Linked DNA regions of Homo sapiens: regions 1 and 3 are each linked to region 2. Evidence: chromatin contacts called from ENCODE Hi-C or POLR2A ChIA-PET data. All regions are on one chromosome and are shown on one strand. Each heading gives the region's core, a stretch centred on a gene start or an enhancer-like site at or near the end of the contact. The rest is flanking DNA. Distances are from core to core; before and after follow the strand shown. Region 1 overlaps PRELP (proline and arginine rich end leucine rich repeat protein). Region 2 holds the start of LAX1 (lymphocyte transmembrane adaptor 1). Region 3 overlaps FMOD (fibromodulin).

The links. A loop is a pair of places that touch in the nucleus more often than their neighbours do. ChIA-PET counts read pairs that join two places held with the same protein, here RNA polymerase II (POLR2A). Pooled maps may share reads with other maps.
Region 1: a loop to region 2 is called in a pooled map, with 3 times the contacts of the local background. The contact joins the enhancer-like site here to the promoter of LAX1 in region 2. A Hi-C loop is called at or near these places in 6 of 50 pooled maps.
Region 3: a pooled map shows a loop between it and region 2 (2.1-fold over the local background). The contact joins the enhancer-like site here to the promoter of LAX1 in region 2. A Hi-C loop is called at or near these places in 2 of 50 pooled maps. POLR2A ChIA-PET finds 5 or more read pairs at or near these places in 2 of 52 experiments (activated B cell and activated CD4-positive, alpha-beta T cell).

The regions. Positions count from the first base shown.
Region 1 is chr1:203,486,341-203,491,166 of GRCh38, forward strand. PRELP (proline and arginine rich end leucine rich repeat protein) reads left to right here. Exons shown (of 3, transcript NM_002725.4): 3 at 366-4,826. The coding sequence ends at 541. Among named protein-coding and RNA genes, the nearest start is that of OPTC, 5.4 kb to the right of the region's middle. Within about 2 kb of position 1,416, at least 33 of the 41 ENCODE cell types and tissues checked have a DNase peak (open chromatin) inside an H3K27ac peak, as active enhancers do.
Region 2 is chr1:203,762,318-203,767,058 of GRCh38, forward strand. It overlaps LAX1 (lymphocyte transmembrane adaptor 1), which reads left to right and starts at 2,866. Exons shown (of 5, transcript NM_017773.4): 1 at 2,866-3,337. The coding sequence starts at 3,249. RefSeq lists an enhancer at 2,749-3,108.
Region 3 is chr1:203,337,996-203,342,832 of GRCh38, forward strand. FMOD (fibromodulin) reads right to left here. Exons shown (of 3, transcript NM_002023.5): 3 at 2,633-4,499. The coding sequence ends at 4,348. Among named protein-coding and RNA genes, the nearest start is that of FMOD, 11 kb to the right of the region's middle. RefSeq lists an enhancer at 4,396-4,837. Within about 2 kb of position 2,241, at least 4 of the 41 ENCODE cell types and tissues checked have a DNase peak (open chromatin) inside an H3K27ac peak, as active enhancers do.

The DNA.
Region 1 (4,826 bases), core at 166-2,665, 280 kb before region 2:
CACAAGCAGAATTTTGGCCTCCACAACTTCATTCAAACAGATTCCTCTATCAGAACACCATCCCCCAGGTCTCCACCTGTTGTAATTCTACCTATTCTTGAAGGCCCAGTTCAAAATTTACTTCCAATTCTCTAGAGTTAACTTGCAATAACAGTTGTTGATCAATTCCAACTTAATTCATTTTACAAATGAGTAAACTGAGCCTGGAGGTCAAGGCAGCTCATCTATGATCACACATTCCCAAAGCTAGCCAGTTTCAGAGAGAAGTCTACAGTCCTTGCTCTCGGGTGTCTTCCCCCTTCCCCTTCCTCATCTTGGCCGCCAGCCTCCACTCCCTTCTGATTTCTCGTCTTCTTTTTCCGTAGAAATCAACGGAACCCAGATTTGCCCCAACGACCTAGTGGCGTTCCATGACTTCTCCTCGGACCTGGAGAACGTGCCACACCTGCGCTACCTGCGGCTGGATGGAAACTACTTGAAGCCGCCCATCCCGCTGGACCTCATGATGTGCTTCCGCCTCCTGCAGTCCGTGGTCATCTAGGCCCTACTCCGCCACCGGATCTGCTCTGACCGCACTTGAAGGCTGGGGCCCAGGCACCTGTGCCGGCCATTCGTTTTCTCTCTCTCCCTTTCTTTCTCCCAGCTTTGCCTCCCTTATCCCACCCTCGAGGCAGGGAAAAGCCATCTATTCTTCTGCAGCCTCAGGAGCGAGACTTCAAGGACTCAGTTTGGTTCCACCCAGTTGAAAGACACCCAGTGCACACCCAAACTCCTGGCCTTCTGTGGTTTCCCTTTGCTCCAGAAACACAGATGTGTCTAAAGACTTGGTGTCCCCTTCTCTCTCCTCCCCCACCCGCCACTCCTGGGTACATCTGGGCCGTGGACTATCTGATCTTGGTCCTGGCCGAGCAAACAGCCCGGAGGTAAGGTTCAGAAAGTCCCCCTGGGGACTCCTCCATCTTCGGCAGCTCTGGCTCAAAGAGGCCGAGAAACCCAGTTCTCCTGGGCCAAGGATCCCTTCTGGCAAAGCTGCTGCTCCGCCGCTTGGTTCCCCGGCACCAGACATCGCCCTGGCCCTGCTGGCCCGGGTATCGGGAAGGAGGAGCGAGGGAATGACGGAGGTAGGGTGCAGGGTCAGGGCTCCCGCAGGGGCCTGCATCTGGCCAGCAGGACACAGGGATGCGCAGGGCGCCCCCTTCTGTTCCAGGGTGAACATAGCACACGCCCTCCTGGCTGGGCCTCAGGAGGAACAGCCAAGGAGAAGAATGGCCCAAGGAACTAGGAAGCAGCCATGGGAGAGGGGAAGGGTTCAAGCCCGGGATGGGCCCGCGTGACGTCGATGGGTCCTGCGGCCCCCTTGCCCAACCTCGGGTTTAGGGAGGAGGGTTCACAGTGTTTTTGTGGGGGCGGGGGAAGGAAGAGGCAGCCCCGCCCCCGCCATCTGTTCTCCATCAGTGTGCGCGGCCCAGCCATTTCCACCCTCGGGAGGCGGCTCCTGAGAAACAGGGAGGAAGGGGCGGAGCACCTGGACGTCTCCCAGAAGCCCCTCCACGTTTGAAAATGCGCCTCCTCCTCGGAGACAGACGCATCGGTGCCACCTAGTGGCTGGTGGGAGTAACAGCTGGTCCCAGTCTTGCGCCTGGCCCTCTTCCTGGGGTGATTTTCCTCGGTGGAGGAGGCCCGTGGGGTCCCAACACGGAAGAGCCATGGGCCGTGTGCATGGTGTCGCTCTCCTCTAGGGTCTAGCGGGCACAAACGTCCCCAGGCTGGGCTCATTCCCATCGTGAGTGAGCCCAGGTGAGGACATAGTCGGCTCCCGTTTGTTGTAGGCCCTTCCCAGGTGCCTTCTCAGCTCCCTCATCTGTAAACCGAGGAGGTGGATAAGATGCTCCCGGCCGGGCGCGGTGGCTCACGCCTGTAATCCCAGCACTTTGGGAGGCCGAGGCGGGCAGATTATTGCCTGAGCTCAGGAGTTCGAAACCACCCTGGGCAACATGGTGAAACCCCCGTCTCTACTAAAATACAAAAAAATTAGCCAGGCATAGTGGCGCGCGCCTATAATCCCAGCTACTGGGAGGCTGAGGCGGGAGAATCGCTTGAGCCGGGGAGGCGGAGGTTGCAGTGAGGCGAGATTGTGCCACTGCACTCCAGCTTGGGCGACAGAGTGAGACTCCGTCTCAAAAAAGAAAAAAAAAAGATGCTCCTCTGAGGTCCCTCCGGCGCTCATGTTCCGAGTCTGCAGCTCCACACTTTAAATCATACTCGAATGCAGGACAAGTCCTAAATATTTGCCCCTTCCCTTGCAGTAATTTATTTTCTGTATGGACTGTCCCTCCCCCAGAGGCTTCCCCACCCTCCATTGCCTGGCCCAGGTGAGCAGCTTGGCAGGTCTCCAAGTGGAACCCGGTCCAGACAGGGCTGCCTCGACTTCACCTTTCCCCCTAACTTCCTCCAAGGGATGCTGCCCCTTCTCAGCCCCCTGCGTGTGTATATTGGTGGGAGGCATAGAGGATGGATGTTCTAGAAATGAGTAAGACACAGTGCCCACCCCCAAGTTAGGATGAAAAAAGTTCCAGAGGTTTTTAAGAAATTGGATTAAGCTGGGTCCCTAACTTCAAGAAATTCCCATTATGCTCCTTCTCACCTTTCTTTTTTGCTAATTATGGAAAATAGGGCCCATTTCATCATAGCCTCCTTCCCCCGTGCTCCACTACAATCGCCGCATTCTTTCTAGCTGCAGCTGGTTTCTTCAAGGCTCCTGCTTAAAGTCCACACGTTATTATGGCCGAAAGCAACCTGGTGCTTCGGCCTGGATAAGAGCCCCTTCTGCATCTTATTCACAGCTTGCAGCCTCAGCCCCTTTGATGAGGCCCTCAGGGGAGAGGTCATTACCTTGATCCTGCAAACCCAGACTCGTTGAGCAGCAACGCAATCACCATCATCCCACTGCCCAATCTAGAATATGTCTGCTCTCCTTTGCTCTCTGCAGCTGTAAGCCAGAGGGGATTCAAGGTAAATAGGCTTTACAGGCTCCCCTCCTCCAAACACACACAGAATGGGCTGGTTTCTTTCAAGTTTAAAAAAAGCCCCCTTCTCCATGCACAAGTTCATTCCCTCCATGCTGTCGTCATCGACATATACAGGTGTGTACGTAGGTGTATGTGTGTACTCTGCACGTATATCTCTTCTGTCTTGAAGACCCTGTTAACTTTGTGAAATAACTTCCACATTTCAACACACTTCACAGTACAGGAAATAAAGTAATATGAAAAACACCCTGCGTGAACTCAACGGTGTGAACAGGTCAAGAATAACACTTCAAAGTCATCTTGCCAGCCAGGCGTGGTGGATCACGCCTGTAATCCCAGCACTCTGGGAGGCCAAAGCGGGCAGATCACCTGAGGTCAGGAGTTCAAGACCAGCCTGGCCAACATAGTGAAACCCCTTGTTTACTCAAAATACAAAAATTGGCTGGGTGCGGTGGTACATGCCTGTAGTCCCAGCTACTTGGGAGGCTGAGGCAGGAGAATTGCTTGAACCCTGGAGGCAGAAGTTGCAGTGAGCCGAGATCGCACCACTGCACTCCAGCCTAGGAGACAAAACGAGACTTCATTTAAAAAAAATAAAAATAAAAATAAAAATAAAGTCATCTTGCCACCCACCCCCTACCATTGAGCCACCATGCCCAGCCCCAAAGCCTCTTAATTGCTCTAACAAGATGAGTGGGGAAAAGATTATACTCTTAAGAAATTCCTACGAAAGCTATCCAAAAGCCTTTTCTTTCCTCTTTTCTTATTATTTTTAAATAGAGGCAGGGTCTCATTATGTTGCCCAGGCTGGTCTGGAACTCCTGGCCTCAAGTGATCCTCCCACCTTGGCCTCCCCAGAGTGCTGGGATTACACACGTGAGTCACCATGCCCAGCCCCAAAGCCATTTCTTGAAGAATTTCTCGCAAACTCACAACCCTCATGAAAAATTAATCCTCAGTTCCACGAGACTGCCCACCCACAGACAAAAAAATATATATATTCCTAAAGTCGGACCAGAAATCTGACAGCTGCCTTTGAAACCCAAAGCCTCGGGTTCTTTCAAGCTACATGTACTAAATTGTCGAAGGTCTCCCAGGAGCTCTGTACTGAGGCAGACACAGAAAGACACAAAACGGTCGTCTTTCCTGCCCAAGTAAAGCTTACAGACTAACTGGGGAGATGTAGTGTGCATACAAAACAGTAAAAGAGCCATCTCAAGGACAGAGAGCATAGACCAAGTCATCTGGAATGGTCTACATGCCATGCGGAAGTCCACCGAAGGGTTAGAACAGGGTGTCCCAGACTCTCTCTTCTGAGGGAAGGTTGGTTGCAAAAGTGGGATTCATGACCCTCCCAGGCTACACCATCTTCTTTAGAATGAGAACTGCCAGGTGACGCCCTCGCTGCTCCTACCTGGCTACTAAACATCGACTTCGGTTCACTTCACGGATGTTCAGTGGATATCGGTCACATGCCAGGTCCCCAGCTACGCATTCAAGGATGGATAATATACATAGCAGCACATCCTTGAGGAACTCATACCTTGGTAAAGGGAAAGAAATCCATGAATGGATACCTCTGTGTCCTAAGTGTTTGTAATAATGCTGTGTGTCAGGCCTCTGAGCCCAAGCTAAGCCATCATATCCCCTGTGACCTGCATGTGCACATCCAGACGGCTGGTTCCTACCTTAACTGATGATATTCCACCACAAAAGAAGTGAAAATGGCTGGTCCCTGCCTTAACTGATGACATTACCTTGTGAAATTCCTTCTCCTGGCTCATCCTGGCTCAAAAG
Region 2 (4,741 bases), core at 1,616-4,115:
TAGTAAAGAAGCCGGCTAACACCCACCAAAACCAACATGGCCATGAGAATGTCCTCTGGTCATCCTCACTGCCACACTCCCATCAGCACCATGACCGTTTACAAATGCCATGGAACAACAGGAAGTTAGTCTATATGGTCTAAAAAGGGGAGGCATGAATAATCCAGCCCGTGTTTAGCATATCATCAAGAAATAACCATAAAAATGGGCAACCAGTAGCCCTTGAGGCTGCTCTGTCCGTGAAGCAGCCATTCTTTTATTCCTTTACTTTCCTAATAAAGTTGCTTTCACTTTACTCTATGGACTCGCCCTGAATACTTCCTTGGGCAAGATCCAAGAACCCTCTCTTGGGGTCTGCATCAGGACCCCTTCCCTGTAACACCTTTCTGGCAACCACTGAAGGGACTATAGTGCAGAAACCCCCAACCCAAAGGCTAACTCTGGGTAAGTGTTGGGGTCTGGTAACAATCATATGTAACATCCGACCCCAAAAAATCATGAAAAGTGGTTAAAACACTAGAGCAGGCTGGGTGCAGTGGCTCACACCTATAATCGCAGAATTTTGGGAGGCCAGGGTGGGCAGATCACTTGAGCCCAGGAGTTTGGACCAGCCTGGCTAACATGCTGAAACCTCATTTCTACTAAAAATACAAAAATTAGCCATGTGTGGTGGCGTGTACCTGTAGTCCCAGCTACTTGGGAGACTGAGGCAGGAGAATGGCTTGAGCCTGGGAGGCATAGGTTGTAGTGAGCAAGAGCATGCCACTGCACTTCAGCCTGGGCAACAGGAGTGAAACCCTGTCTCAGAAAAAAACAACATCAACAACACGAGAGCAATCGGATTTAAAACATACACTCCTTGGCCAGGTGCGGTGGCTCATGCTGTAATCCCAGCACTTTGGGAGGCCAAGGCGGGCGGATCACCTGAGGTCAGTAGTTGGAGACCAGCCTGACCAACATGGAGAAACCCCGTCTCTACTAAAAATACAAAATTAGCTGGGTGTGGCGGTGCATGCCTGTAATGCCAGCTACTCGGGAGGCTGAGACAGGAGAATTGCTTGAACCCGGGAGGCGGAGGTTTCGGTGAGCCAAGATCATGCCATTGCACTCCAGCCTGGGCAACAAGAGCAAAACTCTATCTCAAAAAAACAACAACAACAACAAAATACACCCCATTTCCCAGGAACGAGTGTTTTTTGTTGTTGCTGTTGTTTTTTCCCCGCTATTATGATGAATCATTTCAGCTACCTACTTTTTGTTTTAGTTTGTCAGTTTGATTGGATTTTGCCCCATGGGGAAGGAAAGGAGAGCAGGATGAGGGGCACAGCCAAGGCCTGGAATCCTGGCACTCACCTGCAGTCTGAGGCAGGTAACTTGGGCAGCTGCCTCTGAGGTGGTGATTTCCCTGAGATGTGGGGGCAGGAGAGAATTGGACAACCAGAGGGAAGATTGGTCTAACTGCAGCAGATTGGGTAGATAAGATAAGTGAGGCCCTGAAATGATCACATGCAATGGAAAAGTTCTTTAAAAAAAAAAAAAATTTTTTTTTTTTAATTAGCAGTCATGGTTCTGAGGTTTGGTTCCATGTGCCCTTTCCGTGTACTGCCTTCCGAGGTCCTGATTCTCACAGTCCCTTATTGGTTCCAATGGCCCAGGACCCCAGTCCTTGCCACCAGCATGATGGATCTTGTGAGTAGTCCTAGTTCCTACTCAGACCTGATCCAAAGGAGAAGTGGGCAGAGACCCAGGTTCCAGCTCCAGCACCAGCTGCCTCTGAGCCATTTCTGCTTCCTACCAGGTGAAGCTCCTGGGAGGGAAGGGGCCCAGGACCTGGAATGATAAAGCTCCCTGGAAAGCCAGCCATGGCCAGTCTGCAGCCCCTGGGGACTCTGTGAGAGTCTGGATGCAGACAGGCCAGGGGCTGCCACCTCAGGAAAGCTGAGGACCTCAATGTCCACTGGGAAGAGATGGGAGGGAGGCATGGTTCTAGGAGGGTACTGCTGGTCTGCCCTTCCATTCATCTGGGAATCCATTTCCTTGTGGAAAGTGCAATCAGAGAGGTTCTTCACATCCTTACAACAGTCTTAGTGGCCCCTTCTCTTTGGACTCTCCCAAGATGCAAAGAGTGTTTCCGGAGATTAGTAGGCTCAAGAAGGGAGGGGAGTTAGCAATAAATTTTGAACAATCTTCAAACACTTTGGGTAGCTCTTAAGGATGAACTTGTTCAGCTTCTGAGACAGGTGTGTGACAAGTAAGACTGTGACTGATCTTCAGAAGAGCCCTGAGAACAGGAGATCACCAGCAGCCAGGAGCTGTGGAAGGTTGCCTTGGGGGAGCAGGGGTCCTGCTAACCCAGCATAACTTCTATTCTTAAGGTAGTACCCAGAGCAGAGGTTCCCAAAACATGAAACACAGATGAGCTCCATCAAAATCACCTGAAAGCTCCATCAAATTCACCTGGAAAGCATCGATAGCCAAAGCCTGCCCCCTCTGCAGCCTCCACCCACTGAATCAGAAGAGGGTCCCGGAGATCTGCATTTCACTCTAAAAGGCAACCTCCAGTGCTCCTTAGACTTGCTTAGAAAATACTGTAAATCTGAAGACTTATACAACTCTAAGTGTCTCAGAAACTCAGGGTGAAGAATCACAAGTTCTCTACTACCCTGCCCCATTTTTAATCACACTCATCACAGACCACAGAGCACCTGGCAAACCCAGGAACGGTGGGTTGAAGATATGTTTTCTTCTAGCAGATTAAGAGCTGAGCAGAGTTTCCTGTGCCCTGTGCTTCATTAGCACATTGGTGGTGTCGTTTCCGGTGACTGACTCTCTGTTTCCATTCTGGCAAAGTGGTTTGCTCTTTTCACTCTGCTTTGGGTGTTGAAGGAAGACGAGCTTCTCACGGAGCCTCTCTTGAGCCTCTTGGCAGTTTCCCCCTCTGTGCCCCTCACGTTTCCACCAGAAACGTGAAGGCAGAGGCCACAGATTCTCCCTGAGCCACCTCACTTGGAAGCACCATGTCCGGATGAGATCGCACTTCCTGCAGTGGGCATTAGCCACGTCCAGGTAGAACCAAACCTGTTGCTTTTGTATGTTGGGTCAACTTGGCCTGACGTTTCAGAGGTAGACACGAGATAGGGAGTTTGTTGCGGGGGTGGGGAGAAGTGGTAGACATGCTGGCTAACTGATTATGATTAAGAGAAACTTAGAAGCTGAAGCCAGAGAGCATCTCAAAGGTTCCTGATACAATGGATGGTGTCACTCCAACCCTTTCGACAATCAGAGGGAGGACCTTGGAGTCCAGCACTCTGCATGTGACTCCCCGCAGCCTGGACAGGTGAGTGACTCAGGGTGGTGAGCTCCACCCTGCCCTGATTTAGGCAGAAGGTCCTAGTCCACCCTTAGGAGCTTCTTACACAGCAGTGCTGCCACCTCTCAACACCCAGGCTCGGTCTACTAAACCACCAAACTCTAGGCTTGGAGGCATTTGCTCAGGGGTGCTAGGGGGAAAGGAAGGTATTGAGGAAAGAAAGAAAATATTGTGGTAGAGGAAAAACTGTGATAACACTGGCCCTTAAAGCTAGTTGCTTAGACTGGTTGGATTTCTCACCTCTCGGAGGCCCTGAACCCTATCATCAGTCTTTCCTAGGTGTCACCATGACAGAAACAAAAGGCTGAGTTTTCCAAGGATGTGTTTTGAGATCCAAAAACTTGTCATGAATAAAAAATGTAGTGATAGATGTAATAAAGATACGTCCTTAGGACGTAAAATCTTACAGAACTAATCATGGGTATGAATTACTGCTACTACTTTCAATCTCATACAAACAAAATTAAAAATCCATCCACAGTTGAAACTTTAAAAACATTGGCAGCTGACTGGGCGCGGTGGCTCACACCTGTAACCCCAGCACTTTGGGAGGCCGAGTGGGGCGGATCACCCCCACTCTTGAACCAGCCTGGCCAAGACCAGCCTGGCCAACATGGTGAAACCCCGTTTCTACTAAAAATACAAAAATTAGCCGGGAGTGGTAGCATGCTCCTGTAGTCCCAGCTACTCAGGAGGCTGAGGCAGGAGAATCACTTGAACCCGGGAAACAGAGGTTGCAGTGTCATGTCATTGTACTCCAGCCTGGGCAACAAAAGCGAAACTCTGTCTCAAAAAATAAAATAAAATTGCAGTCGTTTGGGGAAATAAATGTTATTATCATGGCAAACACATGTCACTTGCTGGTAGATATGAGCATCAATGAGCAATGAATCAGAAGCCTGAAGCATCTCTCCAAAACTATTTCTTCATTTATTTTTATTTATTTCTAATTGGCAAATCAAAATTATATATATTTATCATGATAGCCTGTTGTTTTGAAATATGTATACATTGTACAATAGCTACATTAAACTAATTAAGATACACATTACTTCACAATTTTCTTTTGTGGTGAGAATACTTAAAATTTCTCAGCAATTTTCAAGAATATGACACATTTTTATTAACTATAGTCATCAACACTTTTTTTGTTTTGTTTTGTTTGTTTTTTTTATTTTTATTTTTTTAGACAGAGTCTCGCTCTGTCGCCCAGGCTGGAGTGCAGTGGCGTGATCTCGGCTCACTGCAGCCTCCACCTCCCAGGTTCAAGCTATTCTCCTGCTTCAGCCTCCTGAGTAGCTGGGATTGCAGGCATGTGCCACCACCCGCGGCTAACTTTTTTTTGTATTTTTAGTAGAGATGGGGTTTCTT
Region 3 (4,837 bases), core at 991-3,490, 420 kb before region 2:
AGTCGGAGACCAGCTTGGGCGACATGATGAAACCCCATCTCTACAAAAAAGCCAAAAGTTAGGTATGGTGGTACATGCCTGCAGTCCCAGCTACTTGGGAGGCTGAGGCAGGCAGGAGGGTTGTTTGAACCCAGGAGGTGGAGGTTGCAATGACCTGAGATCGCGCCACTGCACTCCAGCCTGGGTGAGAGTGAGACCCTGTTTCAAAAAAAAAAAAAAAAAAAAGGCCGGGAGTGGTGGATCACGCCTGTAATTCCAGCACTTTAGGAGGTCGAGGTGGGCGGATCATGAGGTCAGGAGTTCGAGACCAGCCTGACCAACATAGTGAAACACTGTCTCTACTAAAAATATAAAAATTAGCCGGGCGTGGTGGCGCACACCTGTAATCCCAGCTACTCAGGAGGCTGAGACAGGAGAATCGCTTGAACCCGGGAGGCGGAGGTTGCAGTGAGCCGAGATTGTGGCACTGCACTCCAGCCTGGGCGACAGAGCGAGATTCCTTCTCAAAAAAAAAAAAAAAAAAAAAAAGGAAGTTGGGAAAAAGTGGGCTAAGTGGGCTGCGATTTAAAGGTTTCAGAAAAGGCTGGTGGTGCGAGATGAGATGCTGCCCACTAGTGGCTAGAAGGCAGAACTGTGAGCCTGCATGTAAGGCAGGCCCTGGGACATGGGGTTTGGGACGGTGGTAATTAAGTTTCTTCGTACTTGGGTCTGAAATAAGAGAACAAAGCCTACTGCCTTTGACCCCTGCCTACTGCATCAGCGTGATCAACTGAAACTCTCTCCCTTTCTCTCTGTGCTGCAGCCATTTTCGCTGTCTAGAGCCTCAGAAGCTTCCTTGTGCATTAGGGTGTGTATGCATGCTGCTATCTTTGCCTGGACCTGCCCTTCCATCTCTTCGTCTGGATTACTATGCTCTCACTCTGTATCTCAGAGTATCTAGGCCAGGCTCCTTGATAATCCTGGTGTAGACCTATGCTCATCGTCACAGCTCTTTCTCAGTCTAACTACATGATCCTCAGTGTGATTTTTTTGCCGTTGTTCAAGGACTGTCACTGCACTGGACTACAAGCCCCCAAGGGCAGGGGCTGTTTGCTTTTGTTCTCTGCAGTATCCCCAGTTCCTGCTCAGTGGCACTCACTAAACATTTACTGATGAAAAGTGAATTTTGAATTGGAAATTCATAAAGGAACTGTGAATGCTAGCAGAATGGATTTGGGTCCATCTCCAAAAAAAGTAAGATGATCTTTCTCTATTTATGACAGCCAGTGACCCACAAGCCTCCTGCATACACCTAATAATCCAACAATACAAGGATCCTTAGGACAGCACAGTGTAAATAATATTGCAAAACTGACAGGCTGGGGAGACAGACGGCCAGGGTCAGATCCTGGCCTTGATGCGTCCTTCCTGGGTGACCTCTGTGTCTTTGTTTCCAGTTTCCTCCTCTGTAAAATAGTGAAAATAATAATCTCCATGGTAGAGAATGGTGAAGAATACTAAATAAGTAAAGCCCTTAGCACATAATAAGACTGATCAAATGGCAGCTGAAAGAAAAAGAGTCAACTGAGCCTGAGGGACAGTCTATTCTTGCTACTCTGTTTCTTACAAAGCACTGGGTTTAGAAACAAGGGAAGCCTTGCAGCAGGGCTGGCTCCCATTCCTCTCCCTGCTCTGTCTTGGTTGGGATGCTCATGGGAGCTGCAAAGAAGCAAAAACGGAGAGGCAGAGGATTCCTCCTTATAGTTAGATAATTCCTGCCCTATGTGCCACATCTCTGTCTCCTCCACATGGCATCTTCCTGTACTGGAGATCCAAGGCAGAGGGGCCTTATCTGCTGTCCTTGAGGAGAGGACTGTGATTAGAGCTATGATTTCTTTCTGGTAGTTTCACACACTAGCATTCCTGCCTAACTCTCACGTCAGAGAAGTATAGTCAAATTAGTTTACTTTGGCTTAAGATGGAGTTGTAACATTTGCAACATGCTTGGTACAGAATTTAGTGCCCAATAACTATCAGTTGTTATTTCCCTATCAGAAAATAGTGGATTGTTCTGAAGGCACAAGCCTAGTCTGCCCTCCTAACTTATGCGACATTTGCTAAGCACCTATCACAACATCTGGCACTCAAAGGCTTTCACGATATGAACACAGGATGAATGAGAAAACAAATGGGGGGTAAAGGTTTGTTTTCCTCTTCCAGGGCCAACGGGCTTTGGCAGGCTTGGCTGCCCTCAGATCTGCACAGTTGCCACTAGAGGGCAGAAGCAGTTAAGACAACAATACCCAGGACTAGCCAGATCCCGAATTACCGGCTTTGCAAGAGAGGATGGTGGAAAGGGTTGAAAAAAAAACCCCAGTTATTCTATATCTCTTGGGGACCATATGGAAGGGAATGTGTAGAGAGGATTGAAGTTAGACTTAAAGAAGAACTTCCAGAACACAGTTTGCTAACTACAGCTTTTATACAAGTGACTTTTTTTTTTCATTTTTTTTTCCTCTTAGCTTCATCTGCCCGAACAGAATAGATGAGAAAGAGGGCTCATCAGTCCAAGGCCTGTGTGACCTGCGACCTCACCAGGTCCTCCTAAAGTAACCCTCCTGCAGTCTGCTTTAAATGACTCCACTCTTGTAGATGCAATCATAAAATAACTTTATTGGTCAGGTTAGCCACCACTCATGCTTTTCCTGTAATAAGGATCCTTTATAAAGGCATGATGGTGTTCACATGCAGATGCTTTCTGAAGAGCCCTGGGGCAGGGGGCAGCCTTGCCCCTCACATCGGAGCTCCTTTGTTGAAATGAGCTGGTTTGGCTTTTGTGGATTCCAGGTCTGGAGCCAAGAACGTAGTCCAAAGATCCCCTCTTCCCTTCTCAGGGAAGGTGCTTCAAAGCATACACAGTATCAGGGATGTGATGGCATCTGGGCAGAGCCTATACTTGGGCTAACTCTCCTCCAACAGTCCTTGCCCCTGACTGCCCAGATGGCTTTGTCCCAACCTTGCCCAAAGGGCAGGTGGGTTAAGCCCCAGGCAACATTACCTTTTGAAATGGGAAGAATTAAGTGCTCCCCAGCCAAACTATAAAGCAAAAGCCACCTTCACTAATGAGGATATAGCTCAGAGATGTGAAAGCAGAGGGTTGTATGCCCAGCACAGGCAAGATTTGGCTGCCTGGCCTGGGCTTCACGGACCCCAGCCAGAGCTGGTACTTTTTAACTATGGCCTTAGGACAAACCAGGTGAAACAGATTAACCACATCCTCCTTCTTTGGGCTAGCAAGTCCAGGGCTGCCTGGAGTCTGTCTCTACCATCAGGATATAGAATCTTCCTGCTTGGATAAAAGGAGAGGACAAACTGTGTTTCTCATACTTTAAAAACCATGTGGCCGCTACCTTTGTGGATAAAAACCCAGGTAGGATGCTGTTTGGAATGCAGAAAGTGCTGGGCAAGAATGGAACTACTGGGGCTGCTTTCTCAACTCAGCCAATTTGAGGTGTGTTTGGCCCATTGCAGATGCTGATGGTAAGCAAAGTCTGGCCTTTCCTCTTCTGAAGTCTTATCCACCTTCAAAGAGCTACCCAGCTGCCAAAATATAGCCCTATACATTGATCTAAGCCTGAGGTTGGCTGTCTCCTCCCACATCAGGTCATGAATATTATCATCATGCTGGTGACCTCCAATCTGGTGGCTTTCCAGGGGTGAGGTTAGGGAGGTATAGAAGTGACTCCTGGTGTCCTTTCACCCTCAGACACAGTGTGGGTTGTCTCCACAGGTTGCTGGGCAGATGCTCACATGCCTTGGGGTCTCCTGACTCTGCTTAAGGCACAGAAGAGGCATCTGTGGAGGAAAGTGGAGTGGGTGAAGTGGATTTCAGAAGAGGCAGCTGGGCAAGAGGTATATTTTGAGAAGCAACAAATGGGAGCCCAGAGTAACTGCACGACCAGCCCAGCACAGAGGGAGAGCTGTCAAGTGCTGCTCACAGACAGCCAGGGATTGTTAGAAAAGTATGGTTATATACTATTGCCCATGCCACTTTTGAAGTTCCATGACCTCAGATCATTGGGAAGAACTTAAGAGCCGTGAGATTTATGGGGTTGGAACATCCAGGGATCCTTCCATCTACCACCACTTCTGTCCCTGGAAAAGAGTGAGCTTCTGCCTATGTCCTCAGCAGAAGGCTGCCTGTCCCTGATCGCCCCCCCTAACCCCACCTACAGGAAAGAAGACTACAGAGGGTGCCCGTGGACTTCTGTCACATGGTCCATCCTGGACCTTCCAGCAAAAGCCAAACCAAACCATCAAGCCAAATGCCACGGGGGCTCTCCGCCCAGTACCCGGTGCCAGGGCTGCTCAGATCTCGATGAGGCTGGCAAGGCGCAGGCAGAGGGGCGCGTCGGCAGGCATGGCGCTGCGCTTGATCTCGTTCCCGTCCAGGCGCAGCACCTGCAGCTTGGAGAAGTTCACGACGTCCACCACGGTGCAGAAGCTGCTGATGGAGAACTCTGTGGGGACAAGAGGAGCACGGGTCAGGGAGAGAAGCCCAGATTACGAACCTGAAGCCACAGTGAGATTAGCCTTTGTGAAGCAGCTTAGATAAAGGGGTGGAAGTTGGGGATGGAGGGCAGATGTTTTCCAGGATTGGAGTCATACTTACTGGCGCCACTAGGGGCAGAACTAGGGACAGAGTGAGGACTGTGCCTGCGTCTGCAGCTCACCTCCTAACCACCAACCTGAACTTTACTCTGCAGGCCCAGGAATGTTCTTAAGCGTCCTTCCCTCTGGGACATTTTTTTTTTTTTAGCAGGATAGGGGGGCAGGTGGGCAGCTGTGGGCAGCAGTA